Linked DNA regions of Homo sapiens: regions 1, 2 and 3 are each linked to region 4. The links are chromatin contacts, found by Hi-C or POLR2A ChIA-PET in ENCODE. All regions are on one chromosome and are shown on one strand. The core of a region is the stretch at or near the end of the contact, and the rest is flanking DNA. Distances in the headings are between cores, read along the strand shown.

Region 1 (3,122 bases), core at 114-2,613, 2.5 Mb before region 4:
CCTCTTCCTTCTCCTATGTTCTGTCCTCACACAGTTGGATTCCAGGGCCTCTAGCAACAACGGTTACCAGTACTCCAGGCCCCACACAAAAAGCCACAAAAGCAGTCACCTTCCTCCGTTACTTTATTTGATAGATGACCCCAGGCTCCCTGTGGCAAAGAAGAATCCTTTCTTTTTCTTTCTTTTTTTTTTTTTTTCCAGAGACGGTCTTGCTCTGTTGCCCAGGCTGGAGCACAGTAGCATGATCATGCCTTATTGCAACCTTGACCTCCCACGTTCAAGCGATCCTTCCGCCTCTCCCTCCTGAGTGGCTGGGACCACAGGCATATGCCACGCCTGGCTAATTGTTTTTGTATTTTTGATAGAGACAGGGTTTTGCCATGTTGCCCAGGATAAGAATGTTTCTTTAGAAATCTGGAAATTGCCTTTAGGTTCCCTTAGGAGTAGGAGAGAAGGCCATGAAGTTTCGCACGTGGTCACTCCTAGAAAATTGCCCTGGGATAGTTTGCTGAGGAGGCAAATTTTGGTCAATACTAGTTTCTCCTCTCCAAAGTCCATCAAAGGCATTGTTCAAAAGAAATGGCCGTACCACTATTTGTAATTGATTCTCTACAGCTTCAAAAATAGTTATCTCTGGTTGGGGGAAGGGCACGTGAACTTTTAAGACTTCGGGCCTTCTCATCACAAAAATGATCCATACTCACAAAAACTTAGAGGCAGAGGGTATGTTAACCTAGATTAAGAATCTCTAGGCCGAGTGCGGTGGCTCACTCCTGTAATCGCAGCACTTTGGGAGGCCGAGGTGGGTGGATCACCTGAGGTCAGGAGTTCGAGACCAGCCTGACCAACATGGAGAAACCCCGTCTCTACTAAAAATACAAAATTAGCCAGGTGTGGTGGCACATGCCTGTAATCCCAGCTACTTGGGAGACTGAGGCAGGAGAATCGCTTGAACCTGGGAGGTGGAAGTTGCCGTGAGCCGAGATCGCGCCATTGCACTCCAGCCTGGGCAACAGGAGCGAAACTCCATCTCAAAACAAAAAAAAAAAGAATCCCTAACGCAGAGGAAAAGATTGGTGAGCTTTGTTTAATCACACACGCTGTACATTTTCCACGCCCTCCCCCTCTGCCCTACAGGAATCCGCTGTACTTCTGACGGCCCATAGGTGGCACTGTAGGGACAGGTAAGTGCACAGGGAGCGCCACCCGGAGAGGCTGATAGGAGGCGGAGCTTCAATGCGACACAACGTGGCGGGAGGAGCCTAAGGGACGAGGAAAGGCGAGTGTTCTGCTTGCGCAGACGCAAGGCTGGGCACTCCCCCGGGAGTGAGGGTTGCTGGGCCTGATGACGTGGCTTGGCAACGTCCCTACCGCCGCTGCTTCCCGGGAACCTGGCGCCGCCGGAACTGATCGCGGCCTAGTCCCGACGCGTGTGTGCTAGTGAGCCGGAGCCGGCGACGGCGGCAGTGGCGGCCCGGCCTGCAGGAGCCCGACGGGGTCTCTGCCATGGGGGAGTGACGCGCCTGCACCCGCTGTTCCGCGGCAGCGGCGAGACATGAGGAGACCCCGCGACAGGGGCAGCGGCGGCGGCTCGTGAGCCCCGGGATGGAGGAGAAATACGGCGGGGACGTGCTGGCCGGCCCCGGCGGCGGCGGCGGCCTTGGGCCGGTGGACGTACCCAGCGCTCGGTAAGGGACCGATCCGGAAGGCAGCGACCGGCCGGGTCGCTCAGGATGCACTTTCTCCGGCCTCCCTCCGGTCTCCGCTGACAGCCCGGGACGTCCCGGGGTCGGCGCGCCCTCTCCCCCTGCCTGCCTCCCTGCGCGCAGGCTGCCTCCGGGCTCCCCGGGCTCTTCGGGTGCCTGCTGCAGAAGGAAGGCGCTAAAGCCAAAAAGCTTCTGCTTGAATTTCTGGGTTACAAGGCAGACAGTCAGTCTTAGAACTGCCCGCCAGTTCACGTGAGAGGTTTTTCTGATCTGTGAGAAGCCTTTCTCTTGGCTGTTTCTCCCTGAAATAGTCTGGCGACTACTTAACCTTTCTGACGTTTCCCTGCATAAATTAGGGGAAGGTGTCACCATCAGCTCTCTTCAGGCGACGAAACCAAAGTACATACGTGAACTTGGATGTTCAGGGGAACTTGGATGTTCAGATTAACTGAGCACATCGAGGGTCCAGCCCCGTTTTCTTTTTTTATTTTGTTCTTAAATAAGAAATGTGTCCTCGTTGTCAAAAAAAAATCTAAACAGCAAAGCAATTCATAGAGTAAAAAGTGAAAATTCCCACTTCCTCTCTTCAATTCTCCCACCAACCCGAAAAGTAAGGGACCAACAGGTGCAGCGACCACTTTCTAGTGTATCCTTCCTAAGTTCTGAGATAGTGTCGAAAATGCACAAAATACAGCCCTGCAATTTGGCTGGAACTGGTGTTCTTTGCCTCCATTTTTAACGAGTTCTTCCCATTCTGGAATAAATACTTCTTTGATATTTAAAGAAAGTGATAAATGTGATAAATTCTTTAGAACTGTAGTAATAGCATTATAACGTAACTTTTTTTTTTTTTTTTTTTTTTGAGACGGAGTTTCGCTCTTGTTCCCAGGCTGGAGTGCAATGGCGCGATCTCGGCTCACGACAACCTCCGCTTCCCGGGTTCAAAAGATTCTCCTGCCTCAGCCTCCCGAGGAGCTGGGATTATAGACATACTCCACCACGCCTGGCTAATGTTTTGTATTTTTAGTAGAGACGAGGTTTCTCCATGTTGGTGTGGCTGGTCTTGAGCTCCCGACCTCGTGATCGGCCTGCCTCGGTCTTCCAAAGTGCCGGGATTACAGGCATGAGCCACCGCGCCCGCCCAACATAAGCATTTGTTATGAAAAGGGAAGAACACCACATAGGACAGAACTTAAACCAACTGCATTTTTGTAGCATAAATTTAATTTTCTAATCTATTTTGAGCATCTCATTTTGTAAATAACAGCATATCAGATGTTAATTCTTGAGACATGACAACTAAATGCAATAGGCAATTCTGGTCTGATTTGGTAGTAGGGGAAAAGTGCTTTAAAGGATGTTACTGGGTCAATTGACAAAACTGGACTATGGACAGTAGATTAAATAAAAGTTTCA
Region 2 (3,233 bases), core at 431-2,930, 2.5 Mb before region 4:
ATAATACAACAAGGATTAAGATAAAAGATCTAAAAATCCAAACTGGTGGAAAAATCATAAGAAAGCATCTGGGTTCTCTACATCGGTGCAAACCTCCTGGCCCCAACAAACTACATCCTAGCCTATACCTAGAAGAGATTGGTGACAAAATGAGCTGCTGTTCGTTATCACAAAGAATTCTAGAAACTGGGGCAGGAATCAATAGTGCAATTCTCAGGCAGGTTGTCTAACACCACCTTGAACATGGAGAGAAGAAAGGGGAGTATTTAATTGTGCATAAGATTCAGATAGGGAAAGTCATGACTAATGAATTAACAGGACTTCTGTTTTTATCCAAACTCTGCCAGACTGACAAATCAGAAGAAGCTGTCAATACGCAGCTTCACCATTTGAACTCAGCATTTGACAGAGACTTTTACCTTGTGAACAAGACAGAAGAATGTGGCCCAGATGATCACAAAGATAGGTGCTAATTATGAATCAATGTCAGCCCAGAGTTTCTAGTGTAAAGGAATTCTGTTTGCAGACTTGTCCTGTTCATTGAGTAAATAGTTGAGTGTACAGTTGGCTTGCTAATGCACTTCTCTGACTGCTGGGAAAGGTAGCCAATATATTTAATATGGCAGAGTGAAGATCCAAAGGCTCTAACGATAAGCCAAACTTAATAAAAATTTTAACTGAAATAAATGTAAAGCCCTACGCTTACATTTTTTTCGTGCATAAGAACAGAATCAGGTCCAGGCGCGGTGGCTCACACCTGTAATCCCAGCACTTTGAGAGGCCGAGGTGGGCGGATCACCTGAGGACGGGAGTTCAAGACCGCCTGACCAACATGGAGAAACCCCGTCTCTACTAAAAATACAAAAAAAAAAATTAGCCGGGCATGGTGGCGCATGCCTTTAATCCCGGCTACTCGGGAGGCTGAGGCAGGAGAATCGCTTGAACCCGGGAGGCGGAGGTTGTGGTGAGCCGAGATTGCACCATTGCACTCCAGCCTGGGCAACAAGAGTGGAAACTCCGTCTCAAAAAAAAAAGAACAGAATCAGAAAAACATGACTAGGCCCCTAATTAAACATGGTGGGGTTTATTTCTTTCTTGTTTTATTTCTTCTGTCCTCCCAAACCTATCAAAATGATAATAGATTAATTTTTGACAAAAAGTAAAACTCAAAAAAAAAAGAATGAGAGAGGAGAAATAGAAGACAGGAGATATGAGCAATAATTTGAAACACAGAAAGTGCATAGTAACTGATTTAGCAGAGCCTACCGTCAATGGGTCTGCAAAGAAGAATTCCAATGAAAGTGAAACCAATTCACTCCCAAGAACCCTGGAAAGACCTAGCACTAGGTTCTGTCCGGGTGCTGCAGAAAGGAGTGGTGAAGCACTGAGTGAAAAGTAATAGTGTGTGAAAGTATTCATATTAATAGAATGAGCTGCTTAGTGAGGGTGTGTTTTCATTCACTGAAGATGTTGGAGCAGAATTAAACACTAATCAAATATGTTATAAAAGTGATTCAAATGTTGGACACAAACTTGACTCCAATGACTTTTAAAGCCCCATCACTCTGAAATCCTATGATTCTAGAATTTATAGTTACTTACAAAATTGTGTAGACAGGACTTCAATAGGTTTTAGGTACTTCCGGATGTATTTTTATCAGCGTCCAATAGGTGGCGCTGTGGTATAAGATGAGACTCAGCAAATGGCTGCCCTTACTTGATTCTCCTGTGCCCTACCGAGTGTCTAATAACAAGTAACAGCTAGAATGTTTGATTTTTTTTAATCGGAAATCTAAACCCAGAGATTCAGAACACCTAGGTTTCATAGTTCTTGTGGCGCATGAGCCTTTGTGTGATTTAGTTTGTCATCCTTCTCTGTCCTTCCGTCTTATTCCTATCCAAGTTGTGGCACTTCAATGTATTTGTCGTTCTCGGACAGCAAAGTAAGTCAAACGCGAAACAACTCCCCCTTCACATCCCGGATGCCCTGCCTCCATTGCGTGTACCCTTTATCTCAGGGCTCTGAGTGTGTGGGGCTCTACAAGCGTTATCTCCCTTGATTTAAAAAATAATAATAAATAAAAACAAGACAAAACAAAGAACTTACTGTTCCAGCACAAGTTTACATCAGTATCGATCAGGAATACGATTGTCTCCGGCTGTCCTCCCTTTTCTGCTGATTAGGAGATTCATGCTTCGCTTCTTTGTTTTTGTTGTTTTTGTTTTCGTTTTGATTTATTAAATGAATTCCTTCATATCATAGCCAAGTCCAATACACTTTGCTTCCTAAAAGCTAATTACTTAATATCTAGCTCTTATTGACAAATTTTGCCACTCATCAAAGTTGTAAAACTTGGTTTCTTCATTTCCCTTTATCTGCTTCAGATTTACAAGGTCCCTGGGGAATTTCTGCTTCTCATCAAGGAATGTCTCCATCAACTCCATATATTCAGGTAACTCTGCTCCCACATTGAAGACTCAAATCCAGGAAAATTTCCTAACATGAGGCATCTGTAAAGCTGTCCAATTCACCCTCTTGGCATAACCTGTCCCGCAGGGTTTTTCAACTTAATGATTTTTTTTTTCATTTTGGCTAAATGCCATTAGTCCACCCAGAAAGCAAGACTGGCCTTTTTGTTTGTTTGTTTTTAACGGAGGTTTCACTCTTGTTGCCCAGGCTGGAGTGCAGTGGCGCGATCTCAGCTCACTGCAACCTCCGCCTTCCAGGTTCAAGCAATTCTCCTCCCTCAGCCTCCCAAGTAGTTGAGATTACAGGCACGTGCCACCACTCACAGCCAATTTTTGTATTTTTATTAAAGACGGGGTTTCACCATGTTGCATGTTGGCCAGGCTGGTCTCAAACTCCTGACCTCAAGTGATATGCCTGCCTCAGCCTCCCAAAGTGCTGGGATTACAGACGTGAGCCATTGCACCGGCCAAGGCTGCCTTTTTTAAATACTTGAGTCTAGTCTAACTGACAAGAAATGTTAGTGAGTTGAGCTGGGGGGGAAAAGGCCCATACTCACAATGCAAAACAGTAACAAACCCCAAACAACAACAGCAACAACAACAAAAAACCAGCATTCTTTCCATGACCAGATTTTCAATAGTAATTTCATCTTTGCACCTTGTGTAAGTACACATCCTAGCAGCCTTGCTCAGTTACATATCTGATTGACTCCTGTTGTTTTACTTGGTTTTCTAAAATGTCCTCTGTACTAATCTGATCTGAA
Region 3 (3,367 bases), core at 383-2,882, 2.4 Mb before region 4:
ATGCTAAGTGAAACAAGCTAATTACAAAAGGACAAATACTGTTATGGCTCCACGTACATTAAGTACCCACAGTAGTCAAATTCATAGACAGAAAGTAAAATGATAGTTGTCAGAGGCTGAGGGAAGGAGGAATAAGTTTTTGTTTAATGGGTACAGTTTCTGAAGATGGTAACAATTGCCCAACAATGTGAATGTACTTAATGTGACTGAACTGCACATTTGAAAATAATTAAAATGGGGCCAGGCGCAGTGGCTCACGCCTGTAATACCAGCACTTAGGGAGGCTGAGGTGGGTGGATCACTTGAGGCCAGGAGTTGGAGATTAGTCTGGCCAATATGGTGAAACTCTGTCTCTACCAAAAATACAAAAATTAGCCAGGCGTGGTGGCGGGCGTCTGTAATCCCAGCTACTGGGGAGGCTGAGGCTGGAGAATTGCTTGAATCCAGGAGGCAAAGGTTGCAGTGACCTGAGATCACGCCACAGCACTCCAGGCTGGGCAACAGAGCGAGACTCCGTCTCAAAAAAAAAAAAAAAAACCACAAAAACAAAACAAAACAAAACGGGTTAATGGCCTCTCTGTAGTCACTGAATCCCAATAGACCATACCTGGGTTCAGTAATTTATATTTCTAAAAAGATCCCAAGACTTAGAAATCACTGATGTATATCATCAAACACATTGGTCAAGCTTACAATACTATATATAACCTAAGCATTATCACAGAACGTAATGTAACTTTTTTTTTTTTTGAGACGGAGTCTCCCTCTGTCGCTCAGGCCGGAGTGCAGTGGCACACTCTCGGCTTACTGCAACCTCTGCCTTCTGGGTTCAAGCAATTCTCCTGCCTCACCTCCTGAGTAGCTGGGACTACAGGCGCCCGCCACCACGCCCGGCTAATTTTTGTATTTTTAGTAGAGACAGGGTTTTACAATGTTGGCCAGTCTGGTGTCGAACTCCTGACCTCAAGTGATCCGCCCGCCTCAGCCTCCCAAAGTGCTGGCATTACAGGCGTGAGCCATAGCGCCCCGCCCGTAATGTAATTTTGGGGGAAAGATATGAGTGGCTTACATTTCAAATATTTCTGAATTTTTGAGTTATCTCAACTTGAAGCAAAGGCCCAGCAGTTCGATATCAGGAGTAATAAACGGTAAAGAAAACAGAAACAAATTACAATCAAGCAATGCCAATCAGCAAGAGAGTGTGACATGGCCCTTTTTAAGCCAGAGTAAACTCTTGTGAGCTTGCCACTAACTCCCATTTTAACGAAATTATTCATTTTAGGAAACCGCAAGGTTTTTTTTTTGTTTTTCTTTAATTTTTTTAATCTTTGCAAGAGCTGTCAGATAAGAAGGTTGTATTATTTATTTGGTTCCAGATAAAATTTTGAACTATATCGAAATTATAGACTGGCTTTCTGGAAAGGAAATGGTCCTAGACAATTTATAGGCTAATGAGCAGAGACCCACCTTAACAAAATTTTGTCCCCAAAACGAAACAATAGAACACACGTGGGTGGATCCTAGTAGGGAGAAGGGGTGGGCGGGGTCAGGCACAGGGGGCGGAGCCAGCCCCACGGCGGAGGAGAGCCCAGTCCGGTCTCCGCCTCCGTGACGTCCCGGGAAGCACCGCCCACAGCTGCCCGGGACTCCAGTGATCGCCGCGGCTCGCTCGCGCCCCGGAAACTGCCCCTTCTCGGGGGTCATGATGGGCAGCAAGATGGCGTCTGCTAGTAGGGTCGTTCAGGTAAAGCAATTTGTCGCGTTTCCGCATCTTGGGCGGTAGGGACGGTGCTGACTATGGCGACGGCGTCGGGGAGTAAAGGCGGTGGCAGAGGCAGAGCGGTGACCGCGCCTCTGCGGAGGGCCAGTGACGGCGCCCGCGGGTGTGTGTGAGGATGGGACTTTGAGCCTGTTGGACCGGGCAGTGAGGTGGGTCCGGCGCCGAGGGTTCGAGCCTTGCGGCAACCGTGCAGCATCTTGGCAGGTAGGTCCTGTACCTACTGCCGGGATCCCCCGCTCCTCCGCCAGGACCTTGTTAGTCTTAGGCGTGTGCGGGTGAGGCGACCCTGGCGGTAGCCTGGCCAATCGCCGTCTAGGATTGGCTGTGGTGCCCCCGATCAGCCAATCGGAAGGAAGGCGGTAGCGGGGCGTGGAAGGAAGCGAACCCTGGATCTGACCCACTGTCCCTTCAAGGTCTCGGGAATGGTCGGGCAACTGGCCCCGCGTACTGCGTCCTCGCCGGAGCGGGTTCTCCCCAACCTCTCCAAGCGTCTGGCTACAGGCCAGATGAGGGAAATAGAAAAGTAAACTTAAGTTTAATTAGTATGTGTGTGTGTATATTAATGTGTGTGTGTGTGTGTGTGTGTGTGTGTATAAGCGTTGGTTTCACAAGCCTATTTTCCCCTGGTTTAGATAGACAGCTAAAGTAACTTTGTTAATCCACCTATCAGCTACTAACTCCTGATAGCCTTTTTATTTGTTTCTTCAGCTGTGGTTCTAACTTAGGTAAAATTATTATATAAGTGGAACACAACCTCCACTTTTGTGGTTGGTTTACATAGTCTTTGAACCCTGAAACTATATTATTTTATAATTGACTTTTATCTTTGATATGAGAAGTACATTCCGCTTTATATAAGTACATCTCTTAAAAGACCTTTTTCTAAATTCCTGAAATTGTTGTCTGAATGATAATCCTAGATCCCAGTCTTTGGTCCCATTGCAATGAATGATCCTTACTTATTCAGTAGGTAGTTACTGAGCATCAACTAGTTAAAGATTCTGTAAGGACTGAGAGACTGACAAAGGTCTGTTATCCATAATATATAACCATATGTATCAATAATATATAACAATTTAAAAATGGGTAAAAGACTTGGCGTGTTGCACAAAAGATACCCAAATGAGCAATGAACATTTTAAAAGGTGCTCAATATCATTACTTGCCAGGAAAATAAAAATTAAAACCATGAGGTCCTACACATCCACCAAAATGACTAAAATTTAGACGTCAGTGGTGATGAGAATGTGAAGCGTCTGAAACCCTCAATATTGCTGGTGGGAATATAAAATGTTATAGCCACTTTGGAAAGCTGTCAGTCTCTAATAGTTAAGCATGTATCTACCGTATGACCCAGCAATTCTACTCATAGGTTTATTGCCCAAGAGAAGTGAATGCACATACTGTCTCTGTACGTAAATGTTCACAGAAAAAAAAGAGTTACTAGCAAAGAACTGGGGTCCAGAGCTGAGGGGTTCCAGCCTGGCAGCAGGAGTGTGGCATCTCAGCAGGCAGGTACTATATATACTGCCATGGGGTCCCTGGCTCTATTTCTGATAGCCCCCAAACCACAAACAATCTCTATGT
Region 4 (3,343 bases), core at 26-2,525:
GCACTTTGGGAGGCTGTGGCGGGCAGATCGCTTGAGTCCAGGAGTTCAAGACCAGCATAGCCAACATGGTGAAACCCCTACAAAAATAAAAAATTAGCCGGGCTTGGTGGCACAAACCTGTAGTCTCAGCTACTGGAAAGGCTGAGGTGGGAGGTCAAGGATTCAGCGAGCTGTGATCGTGCCACTGCATTGCAGCCTGGGCGACAGAGTGAGGCCCTGTCTCAAAAAATGAAATAAAGTAAAAAATAAAAATAACTACATAGCGAAAATAATCAGAAGAATGTTTAAGGTCTCCAGTGAAAGGACAACAGGCTTGTTGTGCTGTTCGCAAGCACGTGTTAGATGCGATTCACTCATGTTGTTGGTGTGTCACTGGGGGTTGTGACTGCAAGTTGTCCAGGTTCTTGGCATTGTGAACAAAGAATTGGACAAAACGCCCAGCAAAGCAAAGAAAGAACAAGGCAACGAAAGAACGAAAGCAGGGATTTACCGAAAACGAAAGTGCACTCCACAATGTGGGAGCGGACCGAGCAGAGCTCAAGGGCCCGGATATAGAATCTTCTTGGGTCCAAATACCCACTAGAAGTTTCCTATTGGCCATTTTATGCTCACCTCAAACCCGATTGGTTGCAAGAAGCAAGCAGTCAGAGGCTAGGGTGAAATTACAAAGTTATACTTCTATGCAAACGAAGACTGGACCCCCAATCAGTCTGATTGGTTGTGGACAGCAACCATTCAGAGGCTGGAGTTAAGGTTCAAACTTGGCAAAGCAAGCCTCCACCAGCAGTAAGTCTGATTTGTCGGGGACAGCCAATTTCCTATCTGCCCTGCGGAAAAGGTGGGGGGGTTTGCAAAGGGAGTAGCCTTTGGTCCTTTTGTTACTTAGGCATGGAAAGTTAGGGTTTTCCTTTCAGTTTAGCTCTAGGAAGTCAGCGTGAGACAGCCTTAGGTTCCCTGCTTCCAGACTTATTCTCCTGCCTTAGGTACAGTCACTATCGTGATATTATCTATCGCTGTGTCAACACAACACCAATCCAAGCCCAACCGCAGCTCTCTCACTGCCGCACCGCTTCGTGAGGGTCGATCCGCCGGGGAGACCTGCTCTCCTGCGCTCGGGACTAGACGCGACCTCGCGGGGCTGAGGCTCTGTCCCTTATTGGCTGGGTCAGGGGGCGTGGCGCGGCTTGACCAATCGCGGGCGGCGCGCTTAGGCACGTGTGTGGACAGGCCTGAGAATCAGAGAAACCTTCTCTGGGGCTGCAAGGACCTGAGCTCAGCTTCCGCCCCAGCCAGGGAAGCGGCAGGGGAAAGCACCGGCTCCAGGCCAGCGTGGGCCGCTCTCTCGCTCGGTGCCCGCCGCCATGTGGGCCGTCCTGAGGTTAGCCCTGCGGCCGTGTGCCCGCGCCTCTCCCGCCGGGCCGCGCGCCTATCACGGGGACTCGGTGGCCTCGCTGGGCACCCAGCCGGACTTGGGCTCTGCCCTCTACCAGGTAGGCTGAGCGCCCCGGTGGCCTGGCCGCCGGTGCCAGGCTAGGAAGCAAGTGGAGGAGGGGCACGCTTCAACAACTGCTGCTCTCTTGTCCGGAGCCCCAGTTGATTCTGTGACGCACGTGAAGTTTGAAGAAGAAAAGCCTAACAGATACAAGAAAGTTTAGTTCACTTTTAGAGCTGGCACTGTACTTTGTGTCTTTGAAATCAGTGGTTCTTAAAGCCTGGTTTAGAATTGCCACCTGGGGAGCTAGCTGAATAGCTGCCTGAGCCCTACTCTGGACCTTGTGGGTCTCAGGTGGAGTCGCTGTGTTTATATTGTTAGTGAACTCATTAGGGGACTTTTGGCAGCCAGCTTTGGGAACCACTGGCCTAGAGCAGCCCAACGAGGGGCGCTGTGCTTAGGAAATTTGAGTTTAAAAGTTGATTATGATGGCCGAGCCCAGTGGCTCACGCCTGTAATCCCAGCGCTTTGGGAGGCCCTGGCGGGTGGATTACCTGAGATCAGGAGTTCGAGAACAGCCTGGCCAACGTGGTGAAACCCCATCTCTACTAAGAATACAAAAATTAGCCGGGCATGGTGGCGCGCGCCTGTAATCCCAGCTACCTGGGAGGCTGAGGCAGGGGAATCGCTTGAACTTGGGAGGCGGAGGTTGCAGTGAGCTGAGATCGTGCCATTGCACTCCAGCCTTGGCAACAAGAGCGAACTCTGTCTCAAAAAAAAAAAAAAAAAAAAGTTGGTTATGTTAATAGAAAATATCCCACAGTATCTTTGAGTGGCTTTTCTTGGAATTAGGAGGCATCATAAGGCCAAAAAACTCAAAACTTGCGAAATATCAGAGCTGGAAAATTTCACTGTGTTCCCACGATTTCTAAGCCTATACAGATAACATCTAAATAGTGCAAACAACACACAATTGTTTGTCAGTCCAGAATGTTTAATTCAGAATTATTAAGTGGTTATTGTGGTCTAGGCACTATTTTAGATATTTGGCATGGATGCGTAGGAATGGAACTAATAATTTTGTAGGGAAGATGGACAAGAAAGCAGGTAACTGTGGTACAGTGTAAGAAGGGTTGTCTAAAGCTTGAGAAGGTGGTTACAGAAAGCTACCGATAGGAAGTAATGGGTGAGATGAATCTTGGGTAAGAGCTGGCCAAGTTCAGGGTGCAGGATGGAAGGTAAGACTGTATAAACCAAGAGAGTTACAAGAACATAGGTACTGAGTTATGAAAGTGTATATCTGGTGTGAGGACTTGAATTCCATGTCTAGGACATGGAATTCATTGAATAGTGTCTGGTGATGGGATTGATTGATTATGGGGCCAGATAGAGGAGGATCTTCCATGCAAAAGCCACATTTAGATTCCATTTGGCAGGTTGTCCATTAAAATATTTAAGTAGATAAGTGGCATGATCCTATGGATATGGTAGAATCATCAGTGTGGTGGCAATGTGGAGGATGGATTGATATAGGGAAAAGACTAGACCTAGGTGACAGTGGAGAGTTGAGTCTTGAGATGAAGGAGTCAAAGTTAGAGTTGTATGTAGGAGGGGGGCATAAATACCTGAGGAGCAAAGATTATAGAGTTAATAACTGAGTGGAAGGGGAAAATGGATGACTTTGGAGTTTCCAACTGGGCAGAATATTTAGTTAGGTGGAACTGCCATTAATACAAAGAAGGCTTTGGTGATGGGTTTTGTATGAATCACCTTTTGCTAGGTTGCGCTTTGTGTAACAAATAATCAAAAAATCTCAGTAACTCACAACAGTAAATATTAGTCTCTCACTTGATTTTGTTTTGTTTCTTAATCTCTCACTCGTGTTGGTGGCCTTTGGTTAGCTGCTGCTGT

The links. A loop is a pair of places that touch in the nucleus more often than their neighbours do. ChIA-PET counts read pairs that join two places held with the same protein, here RNA polymerase II (POLR2A). Pooled maps may share reads with other maps.
Region 1: a loop to region 4 is called in a map of CD8-positive, alpha-beta T cell, with 15 times the contacts of the local background. The contact joins the promoter of SLC30A5 here to the promoter of MCCC2 in region 4. A Hi-C loop is called at or near these places in 3 of 168 maps with a recorded cell type or tissue (CD4-positive, alpha-beta T cell, CD8-positive, alpha-beta T cell and naive thymus-derived CD4-positive, alpha-beta T cell), 2 of 37 single-sample maps with no recorded cell type and 11 of 50 pooled maps. POLR2A ChIA-PET finds 5 or more read pairs at or near these places in 2 of 52 experiments (CD4-positive, alpha-beta T cell and HEK293).
Region 2: a map of CD8-positive, alpha-beta T cell shows a loop between it and region 4 (6-fold over the local background). The contact joins the enhancer-like site here to the promoter of MCCC2 in region 4. A Hi-C loop is called at or near these places in 1 of 168 maps with a recorded cell type or tissue (CD8-positive, alpha-beta T cell), 1 of 37 single-sample maps with no recorded cell type and 5 of 50 pooled maps.
Region 3: a loop to region 4 is called in a map of posterior cingulate gyrus, with 7 times the contacts of the local background. The contact joins the promoter of KGD4 here to the promoter of MCCC2 in region 4. A Hi-C loop is called at or near these places in 1 of 168 maps with a recorded cell type or tissue (posterior cingulate gyrus), 1 of 37 single-sample maps with no recorded cell type and 8 of 50 pooled maps. POLR2A ChIA-PET finds 5 or more read pairs at or near these places in 2 of 52 experiments (B cell and CD8-positive, alpha-beta memory T cell).

What each region holds. Positions count from the first base shown.
Region 1 is chr5:69,092,651-69,095,772 of GRCh38, forward strand. SLC30A5 (solute carrier family 30 member 5) reads left to right here and starts at 1,364. Exons shown (of 16, transcript NM_022902.5): 1 at 1,364-1,688. The coding sequence starts at 1,606. RefSeq lists silencers at 1,077-1,186, 1,517-1,806, 1,852-2,146 and an enhancer at 1,287-1,386.
Region 2 is chr5:69,041,336-69,044,568 of GRCh38, forward strand. No RefSeq gene overlaps it. Among named protein-coding and RNA genes, the nearest start is that of LINC02198, 13 kb to the left of the region's middle. Within about 2 kb of position 1,681, at least 28 of the 41 ENCODE cell types and tissues checked have a DNase peak (open chromatin) inside an H3K27ac peak, as active enhancers do; they include CD8-positive, alpha-beta T cell, where a contact is called at or near this core.
Region 3 is chr5:69,216,128-69,219,494 of GRCh38, forward strand. KGD4 (alpha-ketoglutarate dehydrogenase subunit 4) reads left to right here and starts at 1,633. Exons shown (of 4, transcript NM_033281.6): 1 at 1,633-1,744. The coding sequence starts at 1,703. RefSeq lists an enhancer at 1,915-2,209.
Region 4 is chr5:71,586,065-71,589,407 of GRCh38, forward strand. MCCC2 (methylcrotonyl-CoA carboxylase subunit 2) reads left to right here and starts at 1,276. Exons shown (of 17, transcript NM_022132.5): 1 at 1,276-1,490. The coding sequence starts at 1,362. RefSeq lists an enhancer at 935-1,721.